Regions from separate parts of the Homo sapiens genome. Here region 1 is linked to region 2. Evidence: read pairs that join two places in POLR2A ChIA-PET (ENCODE). Cell type or tissue: OCI-LY7. All regions are shown on one strand. Links, peaks and the distances in the headings refer to the core of each region. The heading gives the core; the rest is flanking DNA.

Region 1 (5,375 bases), core at 282-5,281, 110 kb after region 2:
AGGTTCACAACAAAATTGAAGGAAAGGTGCAGGGATCTCCCTTAGCCCCCTTCTCCCAATGCCTCGCCTCTCCATCGCTGGTGTCCCTCAGCAGAGTGGCACATTTGTTACAATTTATGACCTACACTAACACATCATCACACTCGGGATATTCTTTTATTCCGTTGGAATCTTCTAAATCATAAAAATTAAAAGAAACACAATCTGTGACCCCCATCCCTCAGGTCTCCCTTCTTCTGCCAGGCTACATCCTCAGAGGGTCTCCCCCTGGGGGATGACTACAATGGCCTCCAGTAGCTCTAGGCAATTTAGCAATCCCATGGAGGAGGGCTTCCCTTCCCCTAAATTCTAGCACAGCTCCCAAGACTGATACTCACTGGCCCAGCCCACGTCATATGCCCCACTCTGCGTGGATCACTCAGTGCCTCCGCCTGGGTCCCATGCCCACACTTGAAGTCTGGAAGGATGGGTCAGTCCTGGATGGCCCACATGGACTTAGACTTAAGAGGAGGTGGTTCTTTGAAGGAAAGTGGGGTGCTGTTACCAACGACAAGGAAGCGGATGCAGGCAGGAGCGGGCAGCGGAAGTCCCCCACTTCCACTGATGGGCCATGTTGTCAGGAGGCAACAAGAAGGAGCATGTGAATCACCAAGGGTGTGGTCTGGCCCGCAGTCAGTGCCTCCCAGAGGTCAGCCACTGCCATTCACAGGAAAGCTAGAACAGGGGTGGCACTGCTTTTGGGTCATGGCCTTTGGCTGCAGTAGGAGGGAATGAAGACAAACAAGAAGTGTCTTCCTGAGTAAACGGAGGCAAGGCTCCGTGGGTGAAAGCTCAAATTCCAGGGTGGCAAATTCAGGATCTCTTATGGTTGTGTGTGCACACACACACACACACACACACACTCACACTCACATCTGTGCAGTTGGGTAAAAGGCGGTCTTGGTCACCTCCCTAACTTGCCACAGCTTTTTCCTGCAGGCAGAGATAGCCAAGCGCCCATGTGTTCCACTCCTGCTTGGTAATTAATGAGCGGTGGCCCCCATCTAACCATCTGGGCCAGATAAAATGGCCTTGGCGCTGAGCTAAGCTGGTGTTGAATTATTTATCATCCGCATTTGCCTGGCTATTTAAGTGATGGACAGCAGGTGACCTTGCTGTGTCAGCTGGACCTGAGGTGCTGGTGGAACTCTCAGAAAGGGCCGGAGGCCCCCCCGACTTGTTTTCAAATCCAGGGGAGGGGCCAGTGGGGGAGGAGTAACCACTTCTGAGCACCTACTATGGGCGCAGCACGTGTGGGATTGCTTGCATTCAGCCTCACTGGACCCTTGCGTCCACCCAGGAGGTGGCAATGTTACCCCCAGTGTTGAGACCCAAAGGGGGACGTGACTTGTCCACAGTCACAGAAAGTGGGGAGCTGGGATTTGAACCCACCTCTACCTGGTCTCAGTCCAGGGATCTTCTAGCCCACCTCCCAGGCTGTCTTGGAGCTCCACCTCTAATCCAAAGGGATGCAGATGTTTATTTGACAAATATCAGTGAGCCTCCACTATATGCTGGGCAGTGGGTAGTGACCGGGGAGTACTTCGTTTTCCTTTTCAGTAAAAGGCCTAATAATGGCACCTGCGTGATGGAAGTATTGAGCAGAGGAGTGTGGTTCCTCCTGGCCTCACGGGCACTAAAGAGGAAGGCAAAATCTATCTCACCATCACTAATGCTATGGTGCATTTCTTTCCAGCCTTTCCCCATAGGTTTTTCTTCTGTGGTTAAGATCATGCAGCTGTTTTAATCTAACCTTCTATTTGGTTTAATATTGTAACATGAGCATCTCTCATGACATTGTACATCACTGTAGAAATGATTTGGATACAGCCTGGGAAACATAGTGAGACCTCATCTTTACAAAAAATAGAAAGATTAGCCGGGCATGGTGGTGCATGCTTGTATCAGCTACTTGGGAGGCTGAAGTAGGAGGATCACTTGAGCCCAGGAGGTGGAGGTTGCAGTGAGCCACGATCGTGCCATTGCACTCCAGCCTGGGTGGCTTCTGTTTCACTTAAAATTAGTGTGTCCATTAAAAAATTTTGAACAGTTTAAAAGGTATTTGCAAGGAAAGTCAGCCTCCTTCCTCCTTATCCTCTTGTCTTCCCAGCTTCTGTCCCAAGGTAACCTCAGTTACCCGTTTCTGGTGTCTCTTAGAGATGGTCTGTGCTTCTTTGGGAGGCTGTGGCAGGAGGACTGCTCGAGGCCAGGAGTTTGAGATCAGCCTGGGAAACATAGGGAGACCTCCATCTCTACCAAAAAAAAAAAAAAAACCTAGCTGGGTAGCACATGCCTGTGGCCCCAGCTCCTTGGGAGGCTAAGGCAGAAGGATCACTTGAGCCTAGGAGGTCGAGGCTGCAGTGAGCTATGATTGTGCCACTGCATTCCACCCTGGGTGACAGAGCAAGACCCTGTCTCAAAAAAAAAAAGAGATGGTCTGTACTTCTTCATGTATATTTCTCTTTAAACAAACACACAAATGGCAGCATGCTGAGCCACCACCCTGCACCTTGCGTTTGCATGCTTCTGTGTGTCTTGGCTACAGTCCCACATCGGTACACACAGAGCCAGCTTCTTTTTAATGACTTCCTGCATCACATCATCCAATGGATGGATCTTCATTGATCTCATTGATCTCTTATTGATAGACATGAGATTGTTTCCAGCATTTTTCTATTACATGAGCACTGCAATAATTATCTTTGTGCATATGTCCTTTTGCCCATGTGTAATTATGTCTGTAATGAAATTAGTGGGTAAACATGATATTTAATGATGATTTAATATTCCATTATTATGATTGAATAGAATAGTCACGGCAGACAAAAACCTTCCCCCAAATTGAGATTAGTTGGTATTCTTCCCATATCTGGATCACTAAAGGGTGCCATATACACATTTTAGCCACATACCAAAGAGCTGAGGCTAAAATGTGTATGAAAATGTTCAGCTAAGACTGAAGCCTTGAAGCAAGAAATTCCACTCGTTTTCCTAAGTGTTTATCTATTGGGAAGTTTAAATAATTTTTATTCATAGCTTTCAGTCATCAATGATGATTGCGGCTTTGTTTTATACGTACACAACACACACACATTTATTCTTCAAGTGACTGATAGAATTTGAAGATACAAAGCATATAGGGAACTTTTTGCTTCCCAAACTACATCAAGAATGATTATATTTGGAAGCAAATCTTTAGATATCACACCAGTTAGCTATTGTTGCATAACAAACATCCATAACAACTCATCAGCGGCATACACCCATCAGCATTTATTTAACTCACGGGTCTGTGGGTCTGGCTCATTGGGGCAGCTCAGCTCTGTCCATGAGTCTCTCATCCTCCTCTTGGGATCAGTGGGCTTGCCGAGCAAGTGGAAACACAAAGTCTCTCGCGGCTTAGGCGTAGAGTGGCTGTTCCTTCAATTCCACCTCAATCTATTGGCCAAAGCAAGTCCACGGCTGAGCATAAATTCAAAGGGCAGGGGAAATACGCTCTGGCTCTTGAATAGGAGGAACAGCAAATTCACATGGTAAGGAGCGTGGATTCTGCGATTGGGGAAGAATTGGGGCCAACAATGTGATCATTCTCAGATGTGAACAGTCTTAACTGATATACCCTGTTCCTATTACTGACACTGTTTTGCTGATTAGCTATGAAGATTACCTGTGTGACCTAGGATTAGTGACTTTGCACACAGTCAGGGATGCCACGAGTGGCCTTGAAGTAGGTATTTTGGGCCACAGGGCAGTTTTGGCCATGTCCTGAGGCTGGAGATAGACACTGGTCATGCCTGGGTGTTTGGCAGCAGTGGGAACCCAGGCCTACTGGCCCCTCTGTCTTGGCCCGAGCTGTGTCCCTGGCAGAGACGAGTCAGCTCTGCCCTCATAATGGCATAACAGGGGCCCTTCTCCTTGCAGGGGAATATGGGTCCCGCTGCCTTCTGGCTCCTGCTCTTCCTTCTCAAGAATCCTGAAGCCCTGGCTGCTGTCCGCGGAGAGCTCGAGAGTATCCTTTGGCAAGCGGAGCAGCCTGTCTCGCAGACGACCACTCTCCCACAGAAGGTTCTAGACAGCACACCTGTGCTTGGTGAGATCGTCAGACCCTCCAAGATAGCCCCTAAGACTGCGTCATCATGGACCCCCAAAGCCCTCCCCAACATGGACTCCTGTCTTCCAGGGTCCATCAGTGTGTCCTCCGACCTAGGGTCTCCCTAAGCCTCCTATCTTCACACACCTGGCATCTCCATACTCCAGCCTCAGCTAGGGGTCAAGTGACAGAAAACCTAACTTCAATTGACTAAGGTGAAAAGGTACTTTGAGACATGTCACTAAAAAGCCCAGAGGATTGGCTTCAGGCACAGGTGGATCCATGCACTTTAACAATGTCGTCAGGACTACTCAGTTCCTCTCCACCTCTCAGCCCTGTTTCCCACTGGGTTGGCTCCAGTCTCAGGCTGGCAGTAGCTGTTGGCAGCTCAAGGCTGACTTCCTCCTGGCTCTGTGAGACTCTGAATCTCTTACAGTGTTCCCACCAAGAGTCCCAAGACTGTGTCTCATTGGCTTTCTTTGGGTCATGTGTCCATCCTGAACCAATCACAGGGCTCAGAGGGATGCTCTGATTGGCCAGTCACAGCCCCATCCCAGGAGTTGAGCATAGAAGCAGCAGTCTAACCCCTGAGAATGAGAGAGGGGTGGACCCTAGAGGAAAATCAGGGGCCCGTTTCCAGAAGAGAAATATATGCCGGGCAGACAGGAACAGAGATTGATGGCCCTACTCTCTCCCCAGCCTTCTGATATCTCCCTAGCTCCCACCTTCCCTCACAACTTCTCTTGGGGTCAGACCTGGATACCCTCATGTTCAAACGTCTCTGAGGGACCACAGAGACCACATGTCATCGTGTGTCCTTTTTCACCTTGCTATGTGACTGTGTGGGCGAGGCAGGCACCCTCTCTGAGCCTCTTCATCTTCCTCTGTAAAATAAGAGCTGGGGTTGGCATATGAGCAGGTGAAGGGATAGCCCGCTGACTCTTCCTTGCACCTGCCCCATGCAGATAGCGTGCTGAGTGAGAGCCTCAGGCTTACAGCTGCCCCCTTCATCACCCGCGAGGTTGTGGTGGACCTGGCCATGCCCATGGCAGACGGGCGAGAATTCAACCTGCGACGTGGTGACCGCCTCCTCCTCTTCCCCTTCCTGAGCCCCCAGAGAGACCCAGAAATCTACACAGACCCAGAGGTAAATGGCAGGGGCGCCTGGTCATATGGGGTCTGTGGGAGAACAATCAGTGACTTTGGGATGAGCCAGATCTGAGTGGCAGCCTGGCTCTGCTCTTTG
Region 2 (5,375 bases), core at 86-5,085:
CACACCTTTTCTCTGCCACCACGCCCGCCCCACACAGCACCCTGCTACGACTAGATGTGGGACTGACAAATGCCACTGTTTGACTTATTTCTAGGACAATGGTGGGTGGCAGTCATGTAGGAGAGAGGTCTCTGCTGTGTAGGGAGGCTCGGAGGTAAGGAATAGGTGGGAGTAGGGTATACATCTTCCACTGTGAATTCTAGGAAGAGCAGGGCCCAGGAGAGATGATCTGCTGGTTGCACTTCTACAGCCAACAACTCCATGGCCTGGGGAAGTCACTTCACTTCCCTGCAACTTCATTTCCTTGCAGTCAGATGGAGAGACAGCACTTTGGGAGGCTGAAGCAGGTGGATCATTTGAGGTCAGGAGTTCGAGACCAGCCTGACCAACATGGGGAAACCCCTTCTCTACTAAAAATACAAACATTAGCTGTACGTGGTGGCACATGCCTGTAATCTCAGCTCACTCAGGAGGCTGAGGCAGGAGAATCGCTTGAACCCTTGAGGCAGAGGTTGCAGTGAGCCGAGATCGCACCACTGCACTCCAGCCTGGGTGACAGAGCAAGACCCTGTCTCAAAAAAAAAAAAAAAAAAAAAAGCCAAGAGGACAGGGCTCAGAGAGCTTCCAGATAGCTGAACACACGGAGGTTTGTAAGAAGGTGAACAAGAACTCATCCACGTGCTGGGAGGGTGGCATGGGGACAGGCTCAGGACCCTTCCAGACCTCACTGTGTGTGTCTCATCTGGCTGTTTAACTGCGTCCTTTAAAAGAACCTTTGTCATAAACCAGTAGACGTAAAAGTAAGTTTGCCTGAGTTCTGTGAGCTGCTTTAGCAAATAAATTAAACCCAAAGAGCGGGTTTGGAGCTGATCGGTCAGAAGTTCTGGAAGCCTGGACTTGTGACTGGTGGGAAGGAGGGGACAGTCTTGGGGACTGAGCCCTCAACCTGTGTGACCCGAGGCTATCTTCAGGTAGACAGCATCGGAGTGGAATTGGGGGATGCCCCGCTGGTGTCCACTGCTTGGTGCTTGGGGAAAAACAGACACACATTTGGTCATGGAGATGTTCTGTGGCCAGGTGCACTGGCTCACACCTATAATCCCAGCACTTTGGGAGGCTGAGGTGGGCAGATCACCTGAGATCAGGAGTTCGAGACCAGCCTGGCCAACATGGTGAAAACCCATATTGACTGAAAATACAAAAATTAGCCAGGCGTGGTGGTGGGTGCCTGTAATCCCAGCTACTCTGGCGGCTGAGGTGGGAGAATCACTTGAACCCGGAGGCGGAGGTTGCAGTGAGCTGAGATTGTGCCACTGCACTCCAGCCTGGGTGATAGAGTGAGACTATGTCTCAAAAAAAAAGTCTTTAGTGTTGATTGCTGTAGTGTGAGAGCAGAGGAAAAACAGTTGTTTTTTCCACCGTCACAGGGGCTGTATGCAGTCTCTGTCACTCAGCTATTCAACTTCTCAATTCTGCCCTCATAGCTCAAGCAGCCCCAGACAATATGTAAACAAACAGGCTTGGCTGCATTCCAATAAAACTTTATTTACAAAAACAGGTGGGTGGCCGTAATTTGCCAACCCCCGAGTTTGGCTGAAAATCAATAGAAATGTGAACGGTGACGGAGGATTACGAACAGGGAGGCAAACCAGGGGAAAAATAACAATGTGTCCTGGCTAGTTCATCGCTATGTAACACATAATAGCAATAACATGGAAGGAAATCAAACCCCCTGAGGACACAAGAGTGGCTAAACAAGCCAGGCTCTGTCAACACAGAGGAAAAGGAAGTGCCACAAAGTGACAGATTACACAGGAACAAGAAATGGCAGGGCTGTGAGTGAAGACTGCAAGTGAAGAAAGGACACACCACAAGAAGGACGCGCTCATTACAACAGAACCCTGGGCTGGGCGGCACGGTGGCTCACGCCTGTAATCCCAGCACTTTGAGATTCCGAGGTGGGAGGATCGCTTGAAGCCAGGAGTTCAAGACCAACTTGGGCAACATGGCAAGGCCCTGTCTCTACAAATATATATATATAAAATTAGCTGGGCATGATGGTGTTACGTTTGTACTTCCAACTATTCGGGAGGCTGAGGTGGGAGGATCCACCACTGCACTCTAGCCTAGGCAACAGAGTGACACCCTGTCTCAAAAACAAATAAATTTTACATTCCTTGGTCCTCGGACATGGCTAAAGAGATCTAGGGCAATAGAGACACTACATTTTTGTGTCTGTCAATCCGCCTGATGACAGAAATAGAATAGAGTCTGGGTGCAGAGGGTCATGCACGTAATCCCAGCACTTTGGGAGACTGAGGCAGAGGATCACCTGAGGTTGGGAGGTCGAGACCAGCCTGGCCAACATGGTGAAATCCCGTCTTTACTAAAAACACAAAAATTAGCTAGGTGTGGTGGCGGGCACCTCTAACCCCAGCTACTCAGGAGGCTGAGGCAGGAGAATCGCTTGAACCCGAGAGGTGGAGGTTGCAGTGAGCTGAGATCGCGACACTGCACTCCATCCTGAGCAACAGAGTGAGACTCCATCTCAAAAAAAGAAAAAAAGAAAAAAGAAAAGAAACAGAATAGAAGTAAAACAGTTTAGTACTGAAATGAACTGTTGAGAATCTTAGCTGCCCCGTCCCTCTCTAACATCATATATACTGTGAAGTGCTGTTTTCGTCTTGTTTTGTTTTGTTTGTCTTTTCTTTGTCTTTCTTCCCAACTGGGACAGGGGACAAAGGACGCTGTTTTGCTCCCTGTTCCATCTCCAGCACCTAGTCCAGAATTCGGCATACTGCAGGACAGAAGGCAAGGGGCAGATGCTCAAATATTTGCTGAGTAAATGACAATGAACCTTCTCAATCTGAAGATTCCAGATGTAGGAAGAGCCAGACACCCCCAGGCTGAACCCACTCAGAAGCTGGGTGCTCTTGGTAAAGTCACATTTCTCTTATACTGTTTTCTCATTTGGAGAAGGGAGGTGGTAAAACTTTCCACATGAAGTTATTGTGAAGAGGAAATGCAGCAACATATGTGAGTTACCAAGAACAATGCTTCACACACGACAGGTGGTCGGTCAATGGAAGCTTTCATCATGGCAGCTTCACTGCAAAGCACCGTCTATAAATCTAAAGTACTCTTGCTATTTTTGTTGTCTGTTTTTTTTTGTTTGTTTGTTTTGTTTTGTTTTTAATGAGACAAACTCTTGCTCTGTTGCCCAGGCTGGAGTACAGTGTCGCGATCTCGGCTCACTGCAGGCTCAATTTCCTGGTCTCAAGTGATCCTCCTACTTCAGCCTCCCGAGTAGCTGGGACTACAGGCATGCGCCATCACACCTGGCTAATTTTTAAGTTATTTGTAGAGACGAGGTCTCCCTATGTTGCCCAGGCTGGTCTTGAACTCCTGACCTCAAGTGAGCCCCTTGCCTCAGTCTCCCAAAGTGCTGAGATTACAGGCATGAGCCACCACATCCAATCCTAAAGCCTTAACGCCTTTTTCTTTCTTTCTTTTCTTTTTCTTTTTTTTTTTTTTTTTTTTTTTTTGAGACAGAGTCTCGCTCTGTCACCCGGACTGGAGTGCAATGGCGCGATCTCGGCTCACTGCAACCTCCACCTTCCAGGTTCAAGCGATTCTCCTGCCTCAGCCTCCTGAGTAGCTGGGATTACAAGCGCGCACCACCATGCCTGGCTAATTTTTGTATTTTTTTTTTAGTAGAGACAGGGTTTCACCATGTTGGCTAGGCTGGTCTCGAACTTCTGACCACATGATTCACCCACCTCGACCTCTCGAAGTGCTGGGATTACAGGCGTGAGCCACTGCGCCTGGCCAAAGCCTTGTTCTTAAGACCGACCTACAAGAGAAGTAACTGGGAGCCAAGATTGCCAACCTTGCTGGTGGCAAGGCCACTAACATTCCTGTTGACAGAATAATCAGTGGAACCAAATACAAAGTAATAAACCACATATTAAGATTTGTTTGCCTATCATTGAGAAATTTTTCTTTTTTCACACTTTTTGGTTTTAGATCCACTGACTAATAAAAATATAGCTGCAGTGTCATAAGTTGGTCACAGCTGGAATGTATAGTCCAGATTTCTCTCAGCAAAATAATTTTTTTTTTTTTTGAGATGAAGTCTTGCTCTGTCATCCAGGCTGGAGTGCAGTGGTGCAATCTTGGCTCACTGCCACCTCTGCCTCCCAGATTCAAGTGATTCTCCTGCCTCAGCCTTCCGAATAGCTGGGATTAAAGGTGCACACCACCACACCTGGCTGATTTTTGTACTTTTAGTAGAGATGGGGTTTTGAACTCCTGACCGCAGGTGATCTGCCTGCCTTGGCCTCCCAAAGTGCTGGGATTACAGGCGTGAGCCACTGCACCCGGCGGAACTAGCATTTGAGTTGGTGTCAGGAGCTGCCTGTCAGGCCTGGGGTGTCCCAGTGGTCAGTGACAGCATCAAGGCCGCTGCAGATATAAATACAACATAAGTAAAGACAATGGGTTTATTAGGGTAAAGTGGCTTCAAGAAAAGCCTCCTATCCCAGGTGGCCATAGAAACTCTTTTTTTTTTTTCCTTTTTGAGACGGAGTCTCGCTCTGTTGCCCAGGCTGGAGTACAATGGTGCTATCTCACCTCACTGCAACCTCTGCCTCCCAGGTTCAAGTGAGTCTCCTGCTTCAGCCTCCTGAGTAGCTGGGATTACAGGTGTGCACCACCATGCCTGGCTAATTTTTGCATTTTTACTAGAGATGAGGTTTCACCACGTTGGCCAAGCTGGTCTCGAAATCCTGATCTCAAGTGATCCACCTGCCTTGGCCTCCCAAAGTGCTGGGATTACAGGCATGAGCCACCACACCTGGCATAAATCTGTAGCCACTGTTTATTGTGCTCGCTTTACAGATGAGGAAACATGCTCAGCAAGGAAACTCTGGTCTAGTGAGAGTTTGTAAATGGCAAAGTGAAGTTGCAAAGTAGAGATGTTTCCAAGCCACATTCTCATTTCATAATCCAATAAAATTCAGAATAAATTATCAAAAGCAACCTCAAAATTTTAACTTCTTGAAAAATAGCTATTATTTCTAAATGGCCCCTGAATCAGAGGAAAATCAGAACCAACATGGAAACTTATCTAGAGTCTTAAAAAGCAGACACTGTTCATACCAAAGTGTGTGAGACATAGCTAATGCTGCCTACAGAGGAAAATGTATAGCCTTAAAGACGTCTATTATTTTTAAAAATTGAAAACAAAGTGGATTAAGTATTTAACTTAAGAAAATAGAAAATATAAGAAGCCAAAAGGATAGGAATAAGAAATTAAAGGTAAACTATGCAATTAATGAAATAGAAAAAACAAAGTAGAAGTGATAAATAAAGTG

What was found. Peaks named below come from ENCODE experiments on the same cell type or tissue, not always from the same donor. Only the 100,000 strongest peaks of a DNase experiment are listed, where the experiment ranks them.
Region 1: POLR2A ChIA-PET joins it to region 2 with 7 read pairs; 3 of 35 experiments call an interaction of 5 or more read pairs at or near these places.

What each region holds. Positions count from the first base shown.
Region 1 is chr20:49,512,981-49,518,355 of GRCh38, reverse strand. It overlaps PTGIS (prostaglandin I2 synthase), which reads left to right. Exons shown (of 10, transcript NM_000961.4): 7 at 3,961-4,129; 8 at 5,095-5,276. Among named protein-coding and RNA genes, the nearest start is that of KCNB1, 33 kb to the right of the region's middle. In OCI-LY7, for the core only: no CTCF peak of the experiment used is centred there; no DNase peak of the experiment used is centred there.
Region 2 is chr20:49,622,196-49,627,570 of GRCh38, reverse strand. No RefSeq gene overlaps it. Among named protein-coding and RNA genes, the nearest start is that of PTGIS, 57 kb to the right of the region's middle. RefSeq lists an enhancer at 279-348. In OCI-LY7, for the core only: no CTCF peak of the experiment used is centred there; DNase peaks (open chromatin) are centred at 1,770 and 3,030; H3K4me3 peaks cover 2,112 bases; H3K27ac peaks cover 3,308 bases.